3 separate regions of the Homo sapiens genome follow, and all the other regions are linked to region 1. The links are chromatin contacts, found by Hi-C or POLR2A ChIA-PET in ENCODE. All regions are on one chromosome and are shown on one strand. The core of a region is the stretch at or near the end of the contact, and the rest is flanking DNA. Distances in the headings are between cores, read along the strand shown.

Region 1 (3,319 bases), core at 680-3,179:
ATGCTGAACACACTCCATATTAGCTGTTATATTATCATCTGCTGGAATCAATTCTTTATTCCCGGGACCACCAGAGGGGCAGACCGTCCCTGTTCATATACACCTGTAGTGGGTGTGCAGCAGGGCCGACGAAGACAGTTGCACATCAGAACTCACTAAGCAAAGCCTGGAAAATGCTGCTCACCCAAGGTGGGAGGATGAAGGCATGTGACACATCAGGCTCAGGGCGCCCACCCATGTCCTCCAGCTCTAACCTCTGTCTAGTTTCTTTTCTTTCCTTTCCTTTTCCCTTTCCCTTTCCCCCTTCCCTTTTCTTTCTTTCTTTTTTTTTTTTTTTTTTTTTTTTGAGACTCTCGCTCTTTCACCCAGGCCGGACTGCAGTGGCGCGATCTCGGCTCACTGCAAGCTCTGCCTCCCGGGTTCACGCCATTCTCCTGCCTCAGGCCCCAGAGTAGCTGGGACTACAGGCGCCCGCCACCGCGCCCGGCTAGTTTTTTGTATTTTTAGTAGAGACGGGGTTTCACCGTGTTAACCAGGATGGTCTCGATCTCCTGACCTCGTGATCCGCCCGCCTCGGCCTCCCAAAGTGCTGGGATTACAGGCGTGAGCCACCGCGCCCGGCCTTTTCTTGCCTTTCTTTCCTTTTCTTTTCTCTTCTCTTCTTTTTTCTTTTTCTTTCTTTCTTTCTTTCTTTCTTTTTCTTTCTTTCTTTCTTTTCTTTTTCTCTTACTTCTTTCTTTCTTTCCTTCTTTCTTTTTTTTTTTTTTTTTTGAGATGGAGTCTCACTCTGTCACCCAGGCTGGAGTGCAGTGGCGCAATCTTGGCTCACTGCAATCTCTGCCTCCCAAGTTCAAGTGATTCTCCTGCCTCAGCCTCCTGAGTAGCTGGAACTACAGGCACGCACCACCATGCCCGACTAATTTTTTGTATTTTTAGTAGAGACAGGGTTTCACCATGTTGGCCAGGCTTGTCTCCGGACCTCAAGTGATCCACCTGCCTTGGCCTCCCGAAGTGCTGGGATTACAGGCATGAGCAACTGCAGCCAGCCTAGTTCCTTTCTAAAAATATGTGACTGTGGGCAAATCCACATCAGGTAAAACGTCCCGCCTTAGCCATTTCTCAGTGTGCAGTCACACGCATTCAATGCATTCACACTGTTGTGCAGCCACCACCACCACCATCCGCGGAACATTTTCCATCCTGCAGAACTGAAGCTCTGGACCCACCGAACAACAACTGCCCATTCCCTCCTCCTTCAGGCCTGGCAACCACCACTCTCCTTCCCCTCTCCAGGCATCTGCCTATTCTGGGCACCTCATATAAGTGGAATCACTCGGTATTTGTCCTTCTGAGACTGGCGTATTTCCCTTAGCAGATGATCTTCCAGGTTCTTCCATGTTAGAGCACAGGTCAGGATTTCCTTCCTTTTCAAGGCCAATATTCCATTGTATGTTTCTGCTGCATTTTGCTTATTTATTCATCTGTTGATAGACACTTGTAATCGTTGGTCAGTTCCTTTTGAACCAGGAGACCCATTAAGGATTTTCTGATATTTCTCCAATATGGCAAGGGCCTAGGAGAATACGAAATGATTTGCAGAAGGCAAAGGAAAGAAATTCAGCCAATATACAGACTCATGTGCCTGCACAGTCCCTAAATGTCACTCATACAGTGAGGGATGGCTTTGTGCGTTCCCCATGACAGTTACTAAGTTATTGCCTCTCACTCCAAACCCAGGCTTCTCTGCTTGGCTTTGTGATGTTGGGCTGAGACTCTGCAAACCACAAGTTGGGTTCTACCATTTTGGGGTGCTACAGGAAGCTGAGGAAGAAGGAGGGGCTCGTGACCTCCTTGCTGCTTGGGGCCCCTTTGAGCAATACCCCAGGGACACTCCACCCAGCAAATGCAGCTGCTTTCTGCAGCAGCAGCTGAATCCAGATGCCAGTGCTTGCAACACCAGCAGAGCCAGTTTCACCACTCCCAGCCCGCCACCAGCTGGCCAGCGCGTCCTTCTCAGAGGTCTGGTCCCAGTCCCCTGGGACCACTCCTCTAAGTTTCAAGGTTTTGTTTTTGTTTTTGTTTGAGACAGAGTCTCACTTTTTTTGCCCATGCTGGAGTGCAGTGGCATGATCTTGGCTCACTGCAACCTCCACCTCCCAGATTCAAGCGATTCTCCTGCCTCAGCCTCCCAGGTAGCTGGGATTAGAGGCATGCACCGCCACATCCTGCTAATTTTTGTATTTTTAGTAGAGATTAGGTATCACCATGTTGGCCAGGCTGGTCTCGAACTCCTGACCTCAAGTGATCCATCATCCCCCACCTCGGCCTCCCAGAGTGCTGGGATTACAGGCTGAGCCACCACACTTGGCCAAGTTTCAAGGTTTTAATCATTGGACCTGCTTCCCTCCGTTTGCCCAGCCTGAGAGGTGGTAGCTGCTTCCTCTGTGATATCTCAGACTTATTCCTTACACCTTCAGTTACCTGGTGAATATTATATGTAGTTAACAAGTCTTTGTATTTAGTTCTCTCTTTTCATATTACTGGTGTTTCTGCTGGTCCCCTGATGGAACCCTAACTGATGTAATCCTGCTATGGTCTGAATGTGTACCCCCGTATTCATGGGCTGGAAACTTAATCCCCAATGCAACAGTGTCGGGAGGTGGGGCATTTTGGGAAGTGTTTAGGTCACGTGGGCTCCACCCCCATGAATGGATTGATGCCTCTATGCAAAGGGCTTGTGGGAAGGGGTTCACTCTCTCCCACTCTTCTGCCAAGTGAGGACACAGCAAGAAAGCCCTCACCAGAAGCCAGTGCCTCTGTCTTGGGCCTCCCAGCCTCCCTAACAATGAGAAATGCATTTCTGATCTTTATAAATTACCCAGTCTCAGGTATCCTGTTTTATAGCAGCACAAAATGGGCTAAGACAGCCACCTAGCCACTATCTCAAACCTCTAATGCCCTTGCCAGGTCCTGGGTTTAGCCCCAGACCCCTCATTCTAGGAAGAATGAGCTGGTCTTTCGTTTCATCCAGAAAATTGAAGCTGTTATAGGTGACCTCAAACATCGTCCTACCCCCACCACAATCTACAAACATTTCTGCAGCCAATTTCCTTTTGGTCAGCCTCAGAGGATAAAACATTTTTTTCCTCTTCAATTCCAAAACTTCCACAGGTCCTTTTGACTCCACCCCATTCCCATGTCCTGTGGAGCCCAGCTCTGAGCTCTCTGAGCTCATATCCTATCCCAATTTTTTTTAGAGACAGGGTCTTGCTCAGTCACCCAGTCACCCAGGCTGGAGTGCAGTGGTGTGATCATGGCT
Region 2 (3,459 bases), core at 123-2,622, 130 kb before region 1:
GTGGTGGAAAGGGAATCCCTGCATGCTGTTTGTGGGACTGTAAATTAGTGAAGCCACTGTGGAAAACAGTATGGGGGTTCCTTAAAAGATTAAAAATAGGACTAGCATATGATCCAGCAATCCTACTACCGGGTACTTGCCCAAAGAAAATGAAATCGCTGTGTCAAAGCGATATCTGCACTCCCATGTTCATGGCCGCACTATTCACAACAGCTAAGATATGGAATCAACCTAAGTGGCCATCAGTGGATAAATGGATAAATAAAATATGGTGTATACCGTATATACACAATGAAATATCATTCAGGCGCAAAAGAGAAAGAAATCGTCTGCAACAACATGAACATAGAGGACATCATGTTAAATGAAGTAAGCCAGGCAAAGAAAGGCTAATACTACATGACCTCACTTAGATGTAGACTCTAAAAAAGTCAAACTTACAGAAGTAGAGAGTAGAATGGTGGTTACCAGGGGCTGGGGGTGGGGTTTGGAGAGATGTTGGTAAAAAGATACAAAATTTCAGTTAGCTAGGGGGAATACAGTATAAACATGGTGACTACAGTAAATAAATAGCTGAGAGTAGAACTGAGTTCTCACCACAGAAAATGTTAAGTATGTGAAGTATTGCATGTTACTTAGCTTGATTGAACCATTCCAATTTTAAAACATCATGTTGTATACCCTAAATATACGGAATTTTTGTCAAAAAATGCATATATAAAAAGAGATGCCTCACCAGCTTAATCATCTTTTTAAAAACAAAACAAAACAAAACAAAAAAAACAGCAGCCGGGTGCGGTGGCTCACACCTGTAATCCCAGCACTTTGAGAGGCTGAGGCGGGCGGATCATGAGGTCAGGAGATTGAGACTATTCTGGCTAACACGGTGAATCCCCATCTCTACTAAAAATACAAAAAAAAAAAAAAATTAGCCGGGTTTGATGGCACGTGCCTGTAGTCCCAGCTACTCAGGAGACTGAGGCAGGAGAATGGCGTGAACCCGGGAGGCGGAGCTTACAGTAAGCTGAGATTGTGCCACTGCACTCCAGCCTGGGTGACAGAGTGAGACTCAGTCTCAAAAAAAAAAAAAAACCAGCATCACTGTGTCTAGAATTCACAAGACAACCAGGAAATATCTTAAGCAACGACAGAAAAGGCAGAAATGTATGTCCCAACACTGAGCCCAGGCTCAGCACGGGGCAGAACAAGCCGAGCGACCTCCCACCTGGCATATCTTCACTTGGAAGGTGGGACGCACACCAACAGGTTTTGCTGGAATGATGCCCTCCTGCTTTGAGTAGGAGGATCCTTAACTCCAGGGCCATAACACATTGCACAACCAAGGGCTTGGCCTGGGCTTTGCCACTCACCCATGAGATTAACAGAGGAAGTAGTTTGTTGGTTTTGAGGTTTTCAAAAGGAGGAAGGATTTTGCGCCCAGTATGCTAACCTCCTTAGCTGCGCTCCGGAAAACAGCACTTAAAGGGTTGCCCAACTTGTGGGACTTGTCTCGACAGTAAACACCTCATAGAACATGCCTGGTTATGAGGGGGCACACCTGACAGGAAAGTCCAGGACTCACAGATGAGGGGCCTTGAAGAGCCACTGTGAATCACTGCTGTGTTATCACATACTGTGTGTAAGTGCATGGGTGTAAAATAAACACACACAGCCTGGAAACCTGTTTTATTCAGAGTATAAGCTCAGATGTCAACATCTTTCTCTGCCTAGATCTATCACTTACTTTACTTTCATTCTTACATCTAACTCCTGACCTCTTAATCCTCCTGAAGACATCACCAGAAATGTCTCATACTTCATGCCTGCGTTTAAGGTACAAAGTGTAGCTTTGGATAGGTTTTTAAAAGGTTCCTGTTTAGGTTATGCTCCAAAGGAAAGCCCATCTTGACACTTCCTCTCCCATAAGGATGAGCGTGAAGAGAGCCAAAGTTGGACGAGTCCAGGTTTAATCTCCTATCTCTGATGATTAAAAGACAAAATATTTATTTAAAACACGGCCAAACAGCCACTGACATCTGTGCAATTTTTGGTGGCTATGTTGGACTATTCATGGGGGTCAAATAAATAAAAATGGCCAAGCCTATGAGTAAACTTTTCCTCATGGTAAAGTTTCCCAAGATAATGTGCTAATTGAAATACACGCCAGCTGACCCTAGAAGTAGGGCCTATTTAGAAAATTTTAAAAGTACATATTTTTTATTTCCTCAGAAACACAGCCTTTTCTGTGTATAGATTCAGGCTCTCTCTGGATGGGGCAGAGAACCACAGGCTGAGGAGTATCAGCTGCCATCGCAGCACATAAGCACGTCTGTTACCATCAGGGTCCCCAGGTTAGAATAAGGAAATTGTCTTTCTACTTTTAAACATTCTGGGGCCTAAGAACATCTTCTTAGTCTCATTTATTTTCACTCCTTAGGTGTTGTCTGAAAATAATGAAAGTCAAACTTTTTCTGAGAATCAGTGGTTCTAATCCTTTTTTTTTTTTTTTTTTTGAGACGGAGTCTCGCCCAGTCGCCTAGGCTGGAGTGCAGTGGTGCCATCCTGGCTCTCTGTAACCTCTGCCTCCCACCTTCAAGCCATTCTCCTGCCTCAGCCTCCTGAGTAGCTGGGACTACAGGTGCACACCACTATGCCCAGCTAATTTTTTTTTTAATTTTTAGTAGAGACGGGGTTTCACCATGTTAGCCAGGCCGGTCTTGAACTCCTGACTTCAGGCGATCCACCCACCTCGGCCTCCCAAAGTGCTGGGATTACAGGCAGGAGCTACTGCGCCTGGCCCTAATCTTGAAGCATCAGCCTCAAGCAACCACCTTTCCAGGAAAGTGTCCCTGGATACAAACTCAATGTATTGTTCTCCCTCCCTTTCACTGGCCTTTTACAACTCAATTCCTGCCCTCCTGTATAATACCCAACAGCAGAGCTCCTAGGAGTCAAATCCTGGGCTCTGACACAAAGTTTCACCCTGGGCAGGCCTCCAGTTTGGGGGCAGCACCAGGGACCTCAATGTCAGCAAAATCACGAATCAAACACTGATGTCCGATGACAGTTCTCACTGAGAACATATTCCATTGTATTTTAAAGTTATGGAAAATCTTCATACGGTGTTTAAAAGTGTTCATGTGCTGCTTCTTGGTTTACAGTTTTATCTGTTTTGTTTTGTTTTGTTTTGTTTCTGCCGGCTCAAAGCCAACAGCAGGATTTTCACCAAGTTTCCAGTTTTGGAGTAAGAAGCACGCCTGAAGACAGCCAACCTGGAGACAGCCTGCGTGCACCCCAGCGGAGCTTCCCCAGTTACCATTCCCCTCTGCTACTGCTCATCTTCTCATCACTCTTATTTGTCCCTACTCTAGAAAAGAAAATAAGAAGGAATTTTGAATAATGCATGCTCTGTGTTCATCAGTGTTCATTAACGTAACAAGCACATAACTAAAAATACAA
Region 3 (3,563 bases), core at 303-2,802, 170 kb after region 1:
CCTCCCACAAGAAGGTGGTGGAGCAGAGTGTTCCCTGACTCCTCCAATGAAAGGAGACTCCCTTTCGCGGTCTGCTAAGTAATGGGTGTCTTCGCAGACACTGGCATTACCGCTTGACCAAGGAGCCCTCATGCCGGCGTGACAGAGGGCTCACCTCTTGCCTTCTAGGTCACTTCTCACAATGTCCCTTCAGCACCTGACCCTATGCCCGCCGGTTATTCCTAGGTTATATTAGTAATGCAACAAAGAGTAATATTAAAAGCTAATGATTCATGATGTTTATAATGATTGATAATGTCCATGATCATCTCTATATCTAATTTGTATTATGACTACTCTTACTCTATTTTCTTTTTTATACTGAAACAGTTGTGCCTTCAGTTTCTTACCTCGGCACCTAGGTAATCCTTCGCCCACAGTGAGAAGTGTCTTTTCACATGGATGACTGATGTCCAGGCTCTCCTGGATAGCCTCAGATGGGGGCTGGTTACCAGGGGAACTAATAAGTGATTAGAGGGTTGAGACTTTCAGCCCCACCCCCAACCTCTGTGATTAGGGAGAGGGGTTGAGTTGATCACCAATGGCCAGTGATATAATCAATTATATCTACATAATGAAGCTTCCATAAAACCCCCAAAGGACAGGGTTTAGAGAACTTCCAGATTGCTGAATGTGTGCTGGAGCAGGGTGCAGGGGGTGCCAGAGAGGGGCAGGGGCCATGCCCCATGCCTTGCCCTGTGCATCTCTTCCATCTGACTGTTCATCTGTATCCCTTGCAATATCCTTTCTAATAAATGGGTAGATGTCAGTGTTTCCCTGAGTTCTGTGAGCCATCCTAGCAAATTAACTGAACCCAAGGAGTGGACCACGGGAACCCTCATTTATAGCACGTTGGTTAGAACCGCAGGTTAGGTCTGGCGATTGCCATCTGAAGTAGGGGAGCAGTCTTGTGGGAGTGGGCCCTTAACCTGTGGGCTCTGATGTTATCTCCTGGGAGACAGTGTGGGGATTGAGTTAAATTATAGGACACCCTGCTGGTGTCCACTGGAGCACTGCTTGGGGTATGAAGCCCCCCAGCACATCTGGTGTCAGAATATTGTGTTGAGTCGTGTGTGAGTGTAGAAAGGAAGAAAACAGTGTTGTTTTTCTTCAGAGCCATGCTCACAATAGAAAGCAGCGTAATATAATGAAAAGAACAAGAATGGGCAGTTAGGGACTCAATCCTGGGTTGACAGGGACATCTATACACAATCTGTAGAATACTGTTGTCATTGGGGATAAAAAAAATTATACAAAATTACCTTAGGTACCAGAGGCTCTATCAGATATTAGTTATTATCATAGTATTGGGCATCTGTTTTTGTGGCTCTCAGGAAGTTTGAGAGAGTCCTAATTTAGGAGCCAACCTTGATAGTTATTACTCGTAAAAGCTTGTAACCTCTAGAGCAACAGTCAGCAGGTGATGGCCTGTGGGCCAAACTACCTGTTTTTGTACAATCTGAAGCTAGGAACAGGTTTTACATTTTAAATGGTTATATAGGTAACTACATAGTATCTTTGATCTCTTGCCTCTTTATCTTCCAAACCTAAAATGTTTACCACCTGGCCCTTTACAGAAAAATATTTGCCAGTCCCTGCTGTAGAAGGTTATATAGCCAGCAGCTTTCAAAGTAACCTTTTACCTGGAAATGTGAATTCTCTCTTAGTTCTGGTCATCTGTTATTTGTGGGAGCCAATCCTCTCTCTGTTGGCTGATGATGAGAATTCTGTTATATACCACAACACAAACTTGGGGATAAAACTTTCCATTAGGCATTTCTGTAAAATTTCCATCTATTTTAGAAGCAGAACTAAGGTGAAGCCCAGTGTGAATGAATCCTGCTTGTTGGTACAAGCCAAGTGGGACATTTGGCAGCAAAGCCCAGGAGTCCTTGGTGCTCTTCTTTTAACTGCCTCCTCATCTCATTGGGCTGCCCGGTGTTAACTGGTTGATTATCACCTCTGTGTTTTGCCTGCAAGGAAAGAAGCTACTGACACCCAGAGTGGCTCAGCGATACTCACACGTGCTTTCAGTTACTTTCGCAGCATTTGGTTAAAGTGAGTTTAGCTGCACATCCTCACTTGGTAACATTCTGTGGCTGTGAAAATTGTTTCTCTCTTTATCCTCCCCCAGCAACAGCCATTTGGTATCATCTGAGATGTGCACCAGGAGGCAGATCTGCCCTGTCAATCATGAGAGTTCCTATCATTAATCAAGTATTTTGAATTCAATAACTTTTTTTAGTGTTTTAAAAGTATTTACTGGTCCTTGATGTATTTTTTAGCAGCTGATGGAATTCACATACCATATAACTCACCCCCTCGAAGTGTACAGTTCGGTGGTTTTTAGTATTTTTTAATTGCACAAATACCGTAATTTGAGAACATTTTTCATCACCCCAAAAGAAACTGCGCCCCATTAGCAGTCATTCCCATCCGCCCTGTCCTAGGCAGCCACTTAATCTACTTTCTGTCTCTGTAGACTTGCTTATTCTGGACATTTTATAGAAATGGAAGCATATGTAGCTGATCTTTATGACTGGCTTCTTTCGCTGAGCTTCACGTTTCTGAGGTTGACGCATGTTGCAGCATGGTTGATTTTCCCTCTGTGGTTTAGATAGCAAGATCTGCCTAGTAGAGCTTTATGTGTGCAAGTGCCACTCCACCAGACCAGTTTCTGTCACTGCCCCTTCATCAGGCCAGCTTCCTTAGGAAGCTTCCTGTTGCCTCTTGGCCTCACCAGTGCTACCATTTTCATTACCGTCTATTCCGCAGAATACACGCAGTGCCAGGCTCTGGTGAGTCCCACAGTGACCAAGGCAGCACGATCCCTCCTCTCCCTGAGCTTAGAGTAGAAAGCGTCAGTTACAGTGAAATGTGATGGTCACTCTTCTGGGAGAAATGTGTAGTGCAGTCAGGAAGAGTCAAGAAATTGTGTCTGGAGGCAGCACCGTCGGAAACTCTCTACCTCCGTCTCCACCCCTGTGTCCGGGGTAGGGGCAGTGCACGTGTGTTGCAAAGGAGTCCACCAGGAATCCAAAGGGAGCGAATTCTCATGTGTCCCGAGCATCCTCAGAGACAGCAAGCTGGCACGTGGCACCCTCCTCAGCACTTTTCCTTTTTGGCTATGCTCTTTCACTTTTTGGTGCAATTTGATTTGAAAACGATTCTTTTCAAGTTGCTATGCTTCCTTGTCAACAAAGCAGTCTAATCAGTTAAAGCTAGTTCTTTTATGACTTTCTTCTTTCAAGAGTTTATAAGTATATAGCATCAGATGTGGAATAAGTTACTAGTGCTTAGTTGATAAAAATCTGCAAATTAAATGAAAATTACTTGCAAGAACTCTATTTTCAGTGAAGTTACAGCTACGCTGTTTATCTCAATCTGTACCTCCTTGCAGAAGCTACTGCTGTGTTTCCAGTGCTTTTGTAGTTGATCATACTGATCTTTTTGACAAAATTCAGAACAGAAAGATAGGATCAATCTAAAGTGTGATCCTTTTCCAAGACTGACTCATTAAGTGA

The links. A loop is a pair of places that touch in the nucleus more often than their neighbours do. ChIA-PET counts read pairs that join two places held with the same protein, here RNA polymerase II (POLR2A). Pooled maps may share reads with other maps.
Region 2: a loop to region 1 is called in a map of CD8-positive, alpha-beta T cell, with 7 times the contacts of the local background. The contact joins two enhancer-like sites. A Hi-C loop is called at or near these places in 2 of 168 maps with a recorded cell type or tissue (CD8-positive, alpha-beta T cell and naive thymus-derived CD4-positive, alpha-beta T cell) and 1 of 50 pooled maps. POLR2A ChIA-PET finds 5 or more read pairs at or near these places in 4 of 52 experiments (HEK293, Panc1, WTC11 and 1 more).
Region 3: a loop to region 1 is called in a map of natural killer cell, with 2.3 times the contacts of the local background. The contact joins the promoter of FKSG29 here to the enhancer-like site in region 1. A Hi-C loop is called at or near these places in 2 of 168 maps with a recorded cell type or tissue (HL-60/S4 and natural killer cell) and 8 of 50 pooled maps. POLR2A ChIA-PET finds 5 or more read pairs at or near these places in 5 of 52 experiments (A673, Panc1, T-cell and 1 more).

The regions. Positions count from the first base shown.
Region 1 is chr13:99,176,945-99,180,263 of GRCh38, forward strand. No RefSeq gene overlaps it. Among named protein-coding and RNA genes, the nearest start is that of UBAC2-AS1, 22 kb to the right of the region's middle. RefSeq lists an enhancer at 42-131. Within about 2 kb of position 1,930, at least 3 of the 41 ENCODE cell types and tissues checked have a DNase peak (open chromatin) inside an H3K27ac peak, as active enhancers do; they include CD8-positive, alpha-beta T cell, where a contact is called at or near this core.
Region 2 is chr13:99,045,024-99,048,482 of GRCh38, forward strand. It overlaps a transcript of DOCK9 not described here. Among named protein-coding and RNA genes, the nearest start is that of DOCK9-DT, 40 kb to the right of the region's middle. Within about 2 kb of position 1,373, at least 24 of the 41 ENCODE cell types and tissues checked have a DNase peak (open chromatin) inside an H3K27ac peak, as active enhancers do; they include CD8-positive, alpha-beta T cell, where a contact is called at or near this core.
Region 3 is chr13:99,349,868-99,353,430 of GRCh38, forward strand. It overlaps FKSG29 (a long non-coding RNA gene), which reads left to right and starts at 1,553. Exons shown (of 1, transcript NR_024013.1): 1 at 1,553-2,160. The region is part of intron 7 of UBAC2 (UBA domain containing 2); the gene reads left to right. RefSeq lists an enhancer at 1,928-2,017.